Linked DNA regions of Homo sapiens: region 1 is linked to region 2. Evidence: chromatin contacts called from ENCODE Hi-C or POLR2A ChIA-PET data. All regions are on one chromosome and are shown on one strand. Each heading gives the region's core, a stretch centred on a gene start or an enhancer-like site at or near the end of the contact. The rest is flanking DNA. Distances are from core to core; before and after follow the strand shown.

Evidence for each region. A loop is a pair of places that touch in the nucleus more often than their neighbours do. ChIA-PET counts read pairs that join two places held with the same protein, here RNA polymerase II (POLR2A). Pooled maps may share reads with other maps.
Region 1: a pooled map shows a loop between it and region 2 (2.1-fold over the local background). The contact joins two enhancer-like sites. A Hi-C loop is called at or near these places in 2 of 50 pooled maps. POLR2A ChIA-PET finds 5 or more read pairs at or near these places in 3 of 52 experiments (CD4-positive, alpha-beta T cell, GM12878 and HEK293T).

The regions. Positions count from the first base shown.
Region 1 is chr1:170,616,422-170,621,278 of GRCh38, forward strand. No RefSeq gene overlaps it. Among named protein-coding and RNA genes, the nearest start is that of PRRX1, 45 kb to the right of the region's middle. RefSeq lists an enhancer at 2,480-3,679. Within about 2 kb of position 3,335, at least 4 of the 41 ENCODE cell types and tissues checked have a DNase peak (open chromatin) inside an H3K27ac peak, as active enhancers do.
Region 2 is chr1:170,583,180-170,588,371 of GRCh38, forward strand. No RefSeq gene overlaps it. Among named protein-coding and RNA genes, the nearest start is that of GORAB-AS1, 53 kb to the left of the region's middle. Within about 2 kb of position 3,472, at least 8 of the 41 ENCODE cell types and tissues checked have a DNase peak (open chromatin) inside an H3K27ac peak, as active enhancers do.

The DNA.
Region 1 (4,857 bases), core at 2,085-4,584, 33 kb after region 2:
TCTACTTAGTTTTTTATTGCCAAATGTTCCAAGTATAGCAGAAAGTAGACACAGGACGTTTCGTAGGTGTTTGTGGAATGAAGAAAGGCAATGCTTGGTGCCAGTGTCAGAGACTAATAGGTGACTGGTCTGACTTTTGTGAATATAAACAGTACTGCAGTAAAGGAAGCTACTAATGTGGCAACTGAAAGTGTGAAGAGAGATGAGATATAGTGTCATGAACAAAAAAATTCCCTGAAATTGATTTCAATTAAGGTAAGCAGAATATGAAAGTATGTGCCTTCTGCAAAACCAGAATATTTTCAAAACTTTCAGCTGTCCAACTTACCTGTGGCACGGAGCTAGCTGAACGATGAATCCTGCTTAATGAGGAATACAAGAAGTTTTGTCCCAACCATGAGGATTTGAAGATTTTATAGTATGACAACCACCTGTATGCAAAGCTTTGTCTCCTGTGGTATAACCTGAAGATGAACTCAAAACCATGAATTTTCATTTTTTTCCTATTTGCCATGCTTCTCAAAGAGTCTCTTGTAGGGAAAGGAAAACAATGAAATCATTATCCTATATTTTGCAAGCACAGAGTCTGAATACTATAATAGTGAAGAAATGATTGCCTGGAATAACAACTCAAATGTGATTTCAAAATATGAGAGAGAAAGGCCAAAAACAGAATTTGAATTGCAAGCCTACTTAATTGTTGATTGGGCTCTAATGGTCTGTTCACTGTACTACTGCCTATATGAACATGAGCCCTATTCCTAATTACAACCCATTTTTGTTGTTGTTATCTAGATGACATCAAGATGTGTGGGATTAAACAGACAGTGCCATGCATACTGTGTAATGATTGTAGCAAAATGCCATGTTTTCTCAAGACCGTGGAGAGAGAGTGATTTCCTCAGTCAAAATATCAATGGCTAGACTTTCAAGGCTGCTACCATTATACTGTTGTCATTCTGGAAACAACAACAACAACAAAATATCACTCTATTGAGTCAACAGACTGTCTTGAGCTTATCTTCAAACTCATATTATTTTACTCTGTAATTTCAAAATTTTTATTAAGTTTCTCTCTGGGAGAGTTTGAAACATGAGTTTTAAAACAGATTATTATTAACATCAGACTACTGAGTTCACTTATAGGAATATAGAGAAATAACACTACACATTTATATATAATCTGTCTACTTTCAAAGAAAGGATTTGAAGTAGGCTCTTCAGAGTAAATGAGCTAAATACAATCAGCTTTTTCTGTCTGGAAATTCAAGAATCTAACGAGTGCACCCAAAGAATGGCAAACATAGCATTTTCTTCAGGACTGTCACAGTGCCCTGCTTCCAAAGGATACGACACGCAAAGAGTTCACAGCTGTGCTGTCATCGCAAGTTTAAATTTAACACTGGTGATATCATAACCATGGAATATAATTTTTTAAAAATATCACAGCTGAATTTTTAGATTACTTAGTATCATTAAGAAGTGAGCTCCACCAGGCTTGATAGAGACTACTGACATTTAAGAGCATACAATGAAGGAAATTTATTTAAAAATCAGCTGTGTCACATACTGTGTTAAGACTTTCATACCTATGATCTCACTTAGCCTCACAACAACCCCGTGAGCTAAGTAGCATTATTCTTATTCTGTACACTAGCAACTTAAGATTTGAAGAGGTTAAATACCTTCTCCAGGATCACACAGATGGTAAATGACTGAACAAGGAGACTCACCCAAGTCTTCCTGATTCCAAAGCATGTGCTCTTTCCATTACACACGGAATGTTGGGAATTCAGATTATATTTCGTTTTGGCCTAGGTTAGAGACCTGCTCTGGACATTTCTCAGGAGTCAAATAAAATAGAGGCTAATGAAAACAGCAAATTCATCTCCTAACAAAGGCTAACACACCTCAGTAGCAAAGGACAGGGTCTCACTAATGGAATAAAAATTATGACATGACCAAATACTCTGTTCTCAGCCATTCCTTCTCATAGATGCAGTGATCTCTTAAAGTCCACCGCAAGTGTTCCTTCCTATGTCCTTTTTTTAAAAATAAAATTATTTCTCTGGGAGACAGGAAAGAATCATATATGAGATAAATTCACACTCAAGTGCTTAGTGACTAATCTTTCTTTCTAAGAAGAAAGGCAGTCAACACATTTTTGGTGTGTGAAGATGATGTGGCTGAAAGCAGAATGGAAATCTGGAAAGGAAATGAAAGAACACTCTGTCTTTTTCACTTTCTGCTTAGGTCAAGTCCTAGACACAGTACTTGGAAAAAGAAGAGAAAAGGAGATTCTGGTGTTGTTTTTTTCTTGAGTAGTCTGGAAACTTGCAATGGGTCAAATTTGCAGTCATGTTCTTGATTTGAAAGATATCTACCTGAAGATAATCGTAGTTTTAAACATTTTATTTTAAATGTTTTAATTTAAATGTTATTTTAATGTTAAAGCATTGGCATCAAGGTTTTTTCTAAATCCTTTGCTTTTACAATTTTAGTGGTACTATACATGAAAGAAACACTTTGAAAACTTAGGAGATTTCGTCCTTTCATACTTGCGAATTTGACTTTTGAACTATCATTAAGTCTGAAGTCCAAATTATGGAGTTGACTAAGACTGATACTAGATAAAAAAGTGTGCAAAACCATGGGATTAAAAAACCTAGTGAGTTTTTCTGTGTCATTGACGTTCCTGCTTAACTGAGTATTGGAGAGTATTACATAATTAAACATAGGATGTACCACAGATCTTAAAAGTCAATAACAAGATTCCAAGCACTGTCCATAGTTGGTAAAACACAAAGTTCCACTTTAAAACAACATTTTTCAAAGCCTCTCAGAAATTAGTCTGCTCTCAGGAAGTCCTGCCGAGGGCCGTCACAATGAGACAAGCTTATGGAGCTGGCAGCCATCTTGTGCAGTGAGAGACGAAGTGTCTGGCTCTGAGCCAAGGAAAGCCAAAGTGATCAATATTACATCCTGAAAGCACCAATGGATCCTTTGTCCCAGAACTAGCGCTTCTGGGAGATGTGCCAGAAGATTCACATGTGCACATATGTGCACACACAGTAACATGATGATTCAGGAAATTCAGTCATATGGGAAGATCAAAAGCACAGCAGGATATTCCTGTGACTCTGGCATTGGTCAGCAATACTTCAACCTCCACATCCAAATATGAAGGCAGCTTAAAGAGCCTGCAGATGGAAGACAAACAGAAACTTGAAAAAATGTACTAAGACGGCTTATTTTTCTCCTGTTGTCCTTACACCTACCGTGAATACTCTGGTGCCTTGCCAGTCACTCCTGCACCACTTTGAAGTTTGAGTCTGTCCCTGAATCCTACAGAGTGGATGCCAGCCTGGCCTGATCTCACCTCTTTAAGCCTTCTGCCTCCAGCATGCTCACAAGTGTTTGGAACATGTATTGGGGATAGAGGGGAATATGATCCCAGACCCAGGTCCAGAGGGCTACTAGAACATGTCATGTGTCTGGCATTGAACAAGATCACATTGCCAATTTAAAACCATCGAAGTGATCTCAGTTTTCTTGGGAAAGAAAAAAGAAAGACCATGTGCCTGATGAAAGAACAATGAAAATATAACTTACACACATAAATATCATCTGCCTGAAAATCCAGGCCATATTTGGGATCAGAAAAATATATTTTAAGTGGATAGTATTAACAGAAGGGCTTAATCAGGCACTCTTGCTACTGTTGTCTTTATGGATAAATTTTAAGGACAGGTGGAGTCAGGCAGGAAGTAAATATTCAATTTAGAACATTTTCCTACATTTAATATCTGCCTCTCTCATCATGTTTGCAATTTTTACAGTCTTTGTTATGAATAGCTTCTCATCACATTTCTAAGAGGGAGATCATCATAATTACAACCTTATGTTATGGCAGAGCAGAAAGAAGTGACTTGGCAAAGGTCATGTGGCAATACAATGTCCTAGACAGGAAGGGAACTGATATATCTGGAAACTATTGTGAGTTGTGCATTCCAGTGTGCATGGCAGAAAGCAAGGCTCAAGTTGCTGCAGCCAAAGCTTAGAGCTTTTTCTGAAGCATGAGTGCTTGGTATAGGTATCACCAAAAAGAAAAAGAAATTAAACTTTAGTAGTATTAACTTGAGCAAAATCCCACTGGAGAAATTTCCAAATTACTGTTACTATTATGGGTATTAGGAGTAAGACAGAGAAAGGATAAACTGCCCTTTAATAATAGAATATTTGATTTGGCATTTAAATGGTTACAAAATCTACTCTTTGGCAACAATTTACCCTGTGCAAAAGTGTTATATTAATTCAGGTAAGGATGGTACCTCCTTCATGAGACTCTCCAGGGGTTCTCTGTGTTCTTGTATGGTCCACGTGGCTATATAATCAGCCAACACATATCCTAGGATGCTGCTTTGCAGTAGGAATTAGATGCTTAAATAATTTTAGAAATGAAATATCATGAAGTCTATAATTTCTACACAATGAATGAGTCATTTGCAGATCCTTATAGTTATTCTTTTCCCACCAAAAAGTTCAAGAATAAAAATCCCCTATCTCCCACCATAACATCAACAAGAATAAGATTGAAAACTCAGAAGAGAGAAACAAAGAGATTCATAGTTAGTATTTTTTCAGAAAATACATGTTTCCCAGTAAGCAAATCTCCTTATAAATATAATTGATTAAAAATGAAAAAAAAAACTCTGAATTTACTGTATGAACTTTGGAATATTTAAAATGGAGAAACCAAGAATTTTCTGTAATCAGTATTAAAATTCTGACATATAGAAGTAAAAATTTAAATAACAAGGTATAGGACAAGACTTTTATTTGATACAGGAAAGGTCT
Region 2 (5,192 bases), core at 2,222-4,721:
GAGAGTGCATGGTAATGTAACACCATATTTTTTAATACAACTGACAGTCTGTCTTGAGATTTAAGTGTTTTTTGACAGTTTTTATGCACCTGTTAATTCAAAGCTCTTAACATATGCCAGTTAAAAAGAGCCAGGCACTAAAACATCTAGCTTTAGAGGCTAAATATGGCTCAGCTGCAATTCCAGGCAGGCAGGCAGGTGGAGGCAGGCAGGCAGGTGGAGGCAGGCACGCAGAGGCAGGCAGGCTGACGGAAACAATTCCTTCCTCCAAGATGGAAATCAGTTGTAGCTGCCTCTCTGTAACCTGAACAAACCATTTCTAGGTGGGGTGGTTGGAAACACCATTTTATTTCTCAAGGAACAGTTATCAGAACCAACTCGGGTCTTCAATGTGTTTGGTTACTCTGGATAGTGTTCTGTTGTGTTCAGATGGAGAATCGGGATTTGGAAAGACATTTATGTTCATCATGGATGCTCAAGGTGGTACTTGAGCCTCCTTGGGCCTTAAGTCTGTTTAATATAGCTATCTATCTGTCCTCTGCTCCACATCACTCCTCCACACCCACCCACACCCAGAAAAAGTGGGGGCAAATGCCCAAATTTTTCCAAAGCTGACTCCATGGTTTTTAAGGAATAAGGCCATGCATTTGCCTATAACACAAAGCAATATTTCTGGTATAAAAGAAATAATTCTTATGAACCTTAAATTAGGATGATTAAGGGATATTCATTTTAGCACTAGCCTCTGGCCAAAGGATAAATATCTCTCCATGCGTTCTAAGGACCTTGTAGTCAAAGCGTTAAAGCAGGATAGGATGGAAGCTGAATAAGCATTTGCTTTTATTGTTCTCTGAGACTATCTGGAGCAAGGTGTGGATTTGATAGATTTCAAACATCTGGTACATTCCACTTTTGAGGTTCCAGAACAATGCTGTTCAACAGAAATACAATGCAAGTTGCAAATGTAAACTATATATGTAATGTAAAAATTTCTAGTAGCCACATTTTAAAAAGTGAAAAGAAACAGGTGAAGATAATTTTAACATGTGTTTATTTAACTCATATCCAAATATTATCATTTAAATGTGTAATCAACTAATGAGGTATCTCACATTTTTTTTTTGTGCTAAGTCTTTGAAATCCAAGGTCTATTTTGCACTTACGCACATCTCAGTGTGAACTAGCCACATTTCAATTTCTTGATAGCCACATATGGCAAGGGCGGTTCTAAAATGTCAGCCATGAAAATATTCAAACAAATGAAAAATAATACTTAACGACCCTGAGCAATATTACTACAAGCCAGATAATGGCTAGGAGACTTGTAGAGAATTCAGCAGCTTTTTCTTTTCTTTTACCACCTATGATAGCACATTTTTGCCCCTTGTTTAAATGTTCTTCCTGGCTTTACAGTGATGATCATCAGATTCAAAGTAAAGACCTATAGAAAAACAGAGTTATCAAAAAGTGACATGAGTCACCTCACAGATGGAAAAATGAGTATTTGAGCAGAGTCTAAATGAAGATCTATAGAGTTGCTATGATGGATTCTGTACTATGTGATTCAGTAGCATAAGGCAGTATACACACAGCAGTTAAGAGCTTGGGATTTAGCCAAGAGGACCCGGGTTTGAATCTCATCTCCATTATTTGTGTAGTGGAATTTTTTTTTTTTTTTTTTTTTTTTACCATTTTGAATCTTCATTCCCTCATCTGTAGAACAGAAATAAGTACTTCATAACATTGTAATGAGAAATAAATGAAATAATTTATCTATGGCTCACACCACAATGCTAAAAAAATCATGGTATGATGATTATTATTACAGCGCAAAAACCTGTTTATGGATATTTGGTACTAAAGGTAAATTTCAGAGTAAGACATTTTTCATCATGTCTCCTATAACTTCTACAATTACACGACTCTCTCGTGATCTAATATAATAGCTATGGCATAGCAAGACCACCAATTATCAAAGACAGCTGAAAACCGGACATTAGAATGATTTGCAACAAAATTGTTCACTGCAAAAATTGTTGTTTTGTTTTTAGGGTGGAAGAAACAATTAGCTTTTATTGAGTGTCAAGTTTTGTTTTGTTTTAATATTACCAAGCACTTTCTGTATCTTATCTTAAAACTTCCTTGATGTGGTGCTCATTTTAAAGGTAAGAAAATTGAAGTTCAGGGAAGTCAAGGAACACACAGCTAATATATCATGTAGTTAATTTGTGAATCCCAATCTGTCTCACTTTAATGCCCCTGCTATTTCCAATACATAGGAGGGGCCAGATTTGACTTTCCCTTATCCAGAACTTTCAATCAGTAGTAGAAATTGATAGAAATGGTATTTCAGTCAATATTACACTACAAACATTATGGTGGACTGTGTTTAAGATGCATGTCCTTCAGCTATCACTGTCTATCCTGGAAAAGGGATTAGTGCTGTACCCCTGGATCATCGCTGTTGTCCACATCACAGCTGCTTTGACTTTGTCTTCTAACTGCACCACTCAGAGTTTTAGCCCTTTGAGGAGCTCACTTCTTATGTAAAAAAAAAAAAAAAAAAAAAAAAAAAACTGGAAATGGGAACACAAATAGAACACGTATTTCAAGAGACTTCTCTCAAAGGCACAGAGAACTCAGACACTACACAAATGTTCTCAGGGGAAGAATGGCAGTTACCCTAGAGGTGGGAGCCATCAACTTTCCAGGTGTGTCTATCCTAACACAACTTGGTTAAGGTTGACACATGGAGGCAGGAGGAGGAGTGGAGTGTCAAGGGAGAAGCACAGAAAATAGATGCTTGAATGCTACCCTTTTGTATAGTCATTACTGTCATGATTAAACAGTATCAATGCCTTTACAACACATCTATCACAGAAGAAAACAAAAGTCTCTGGCAACTGTTCCGAGCATCTTTGCTTCATCAAATCTAGTTTCTGTAGAGTTGCAGGAAGGGGTCTAAATAAGAATGTTCACACTGTTGCCTTAACTTTCAGAGCAGTTAAAATCTGCCAGTGCTTTGATGATAGGGCAGAGGGAAATAATTAAGTTCAGACTACCTTTGTATTTCTTACCCTGAAGGTATTCAATGAGTTTAAGCAAACTTCCCTGTTTCCCTTGTGTTTATTCATTCCAGAAGAACTGTTTCTACAAATTATATATAATTACTCACTCCTGGTCAAAGGTGAGAGGGAAATTAGCATCACAATGGCAAGTTTTCTCTCTGGGTGTCGCCAGCTCACTAACTTCCATGGATGATTTGAGTGTGTTAAGCCCCTGCTTACTAGCAGGAAAGTTCAGCAGAGCCCATGAGGACAGCATTAACAATTCCTAATCATAGACAAGCATTTCAGACATTCATTACCACACAAGCCATCAGTGGATTAGATCTAATAAGCCAAATGCTTGCAGACCTCAGCCTGGAGGCTGCTTAGACTACTCAAAGTAATGCAGAATCAAAATTGGCCCGCAGTGCGCTCCGCCTTCTTTTGAAACAACTGCTCTGCTTTTGTTGAAATGGACTGAATGAAACAAGCAGAATGGTCCCTATCTCCTTATAAGGGGGTGTTAGGAACTGAGTTGAACAACAATAGACTGACACATTTGGGGTTTAGTATTCTTTTTGGTTAGAGACCATAGGAAATGATGTAGTGTTTCAACTCAATAAAACATCTTAAAACTGAAAACTGCGTTGTTAGAGGAGGCAGACTTTGCGGGGGTGGAGGGGGGAAGTGGGGGAATAGGGATGATTTCTTCATGATTTAAAAGAAGGAAAATAACTCATCTTTTTCAGTAAGAAGAATTTGCAAAATATTCTTCCAGAAAAAAAATAAAAAACTACACACACACACACACACACACACACACACACACGAATCTCTGAGATAGTTGCCAAGTACTTCTCTGAAACCACGTGAATTTTTCTCTCGTGCATTTGTCAGCCTGACTCCAAACCATTTTATTCTTTCCTCATTTCTCGTCTCTGTTCAGTCTGTTTTTGGTTAGTTGCTTCTTGGCATAGCTTCCGTTGGAGCTGAGAGTGCCTGTTCTTTTTTCTTCTTTTTTTCCTTTTCCTTTTCTTTTCTTTTTAAAAAACTTCTCTTTTGGTGTTCTTTCTTCTGGGCTCTATAGTGACTCTGCAAAAATTACCAAGATCAGAGCAAATAGAGTCTCTGGAGCCCACGCTGTCTGACTCCATCAAACCTGTATACAGCGTAGAAGGAGCCAGGCTCCAAAGAGTGGCACCGAGACATGTTTGGGAATAGAAATGCATGCCGCCTTTGACCACTTCTCTGTGAGAGTCTGCAGCTTTCCCAAAACCTTCTTTGTGAACAGACTTACTCAACACTGCCATGTTGTGTGGAGGACTTCCCTCAGAAGAATCCTTTGAGTTACTTTTTAAGAATTAGTTTTTAGACACCCATAGAATAGAAGTTTCTATATTCATTTATTTACTGAACTATGTTATGTTTTATTGGAACTCTTTTTAACTGGCCTTGTCACAGTATGTTTTGACTTGTGGAAAAACGAAAAGTACAGTCACACTAGCTATGTAACCACATATAGCCCTAAAAAAATGCTTGCTTTTTCTAAATCTAAGCAAACAATTTTGCATCTATACCTTTGTATATATATGGAGTAAGTTTTAAAGGGCATCATGAATATTATTCTGTACTATAAAGTGAAACACACTGTCAGGGTACATCTTTGTCCTCATCCTTCTTGTTTGGGGAACTTGAATGGATTTAAGGTGGTGTTATTATTTTCACTAATGTGTGATTAGACTTCAGAATGACTAACACCAGAAAATACTCATAAGTGTGCTTCAAATTAGCATGTAAGAAAAATAAGGCAAAGTCAATTTCTCTAACAAATTGAGAGTTAGTTAAACTTGAATTAGCCCTGTAGTCTAATAGGACAGTAGAAACTGAACTATTTCTTCCTGTCTAGACCTGCTCAAGTTCATGGACAGTCTGTATTTTTGAAAAACTTACCCGTGCAGCAGGAAGCTCACTCTATCTTCAGGTCACACTTAAAATGAAGAGATTCTTTTCCTGTATCAGAAAATTATTTTCAGAGATGTGAAACACAGGGCTATTTGCTGATGATGTGCATGGGATTTATGAACAAAATCAAAATTCTATAGAATTATGTATAGAGTTTTTAAAAATAGCATGTTAGTTTCAGGA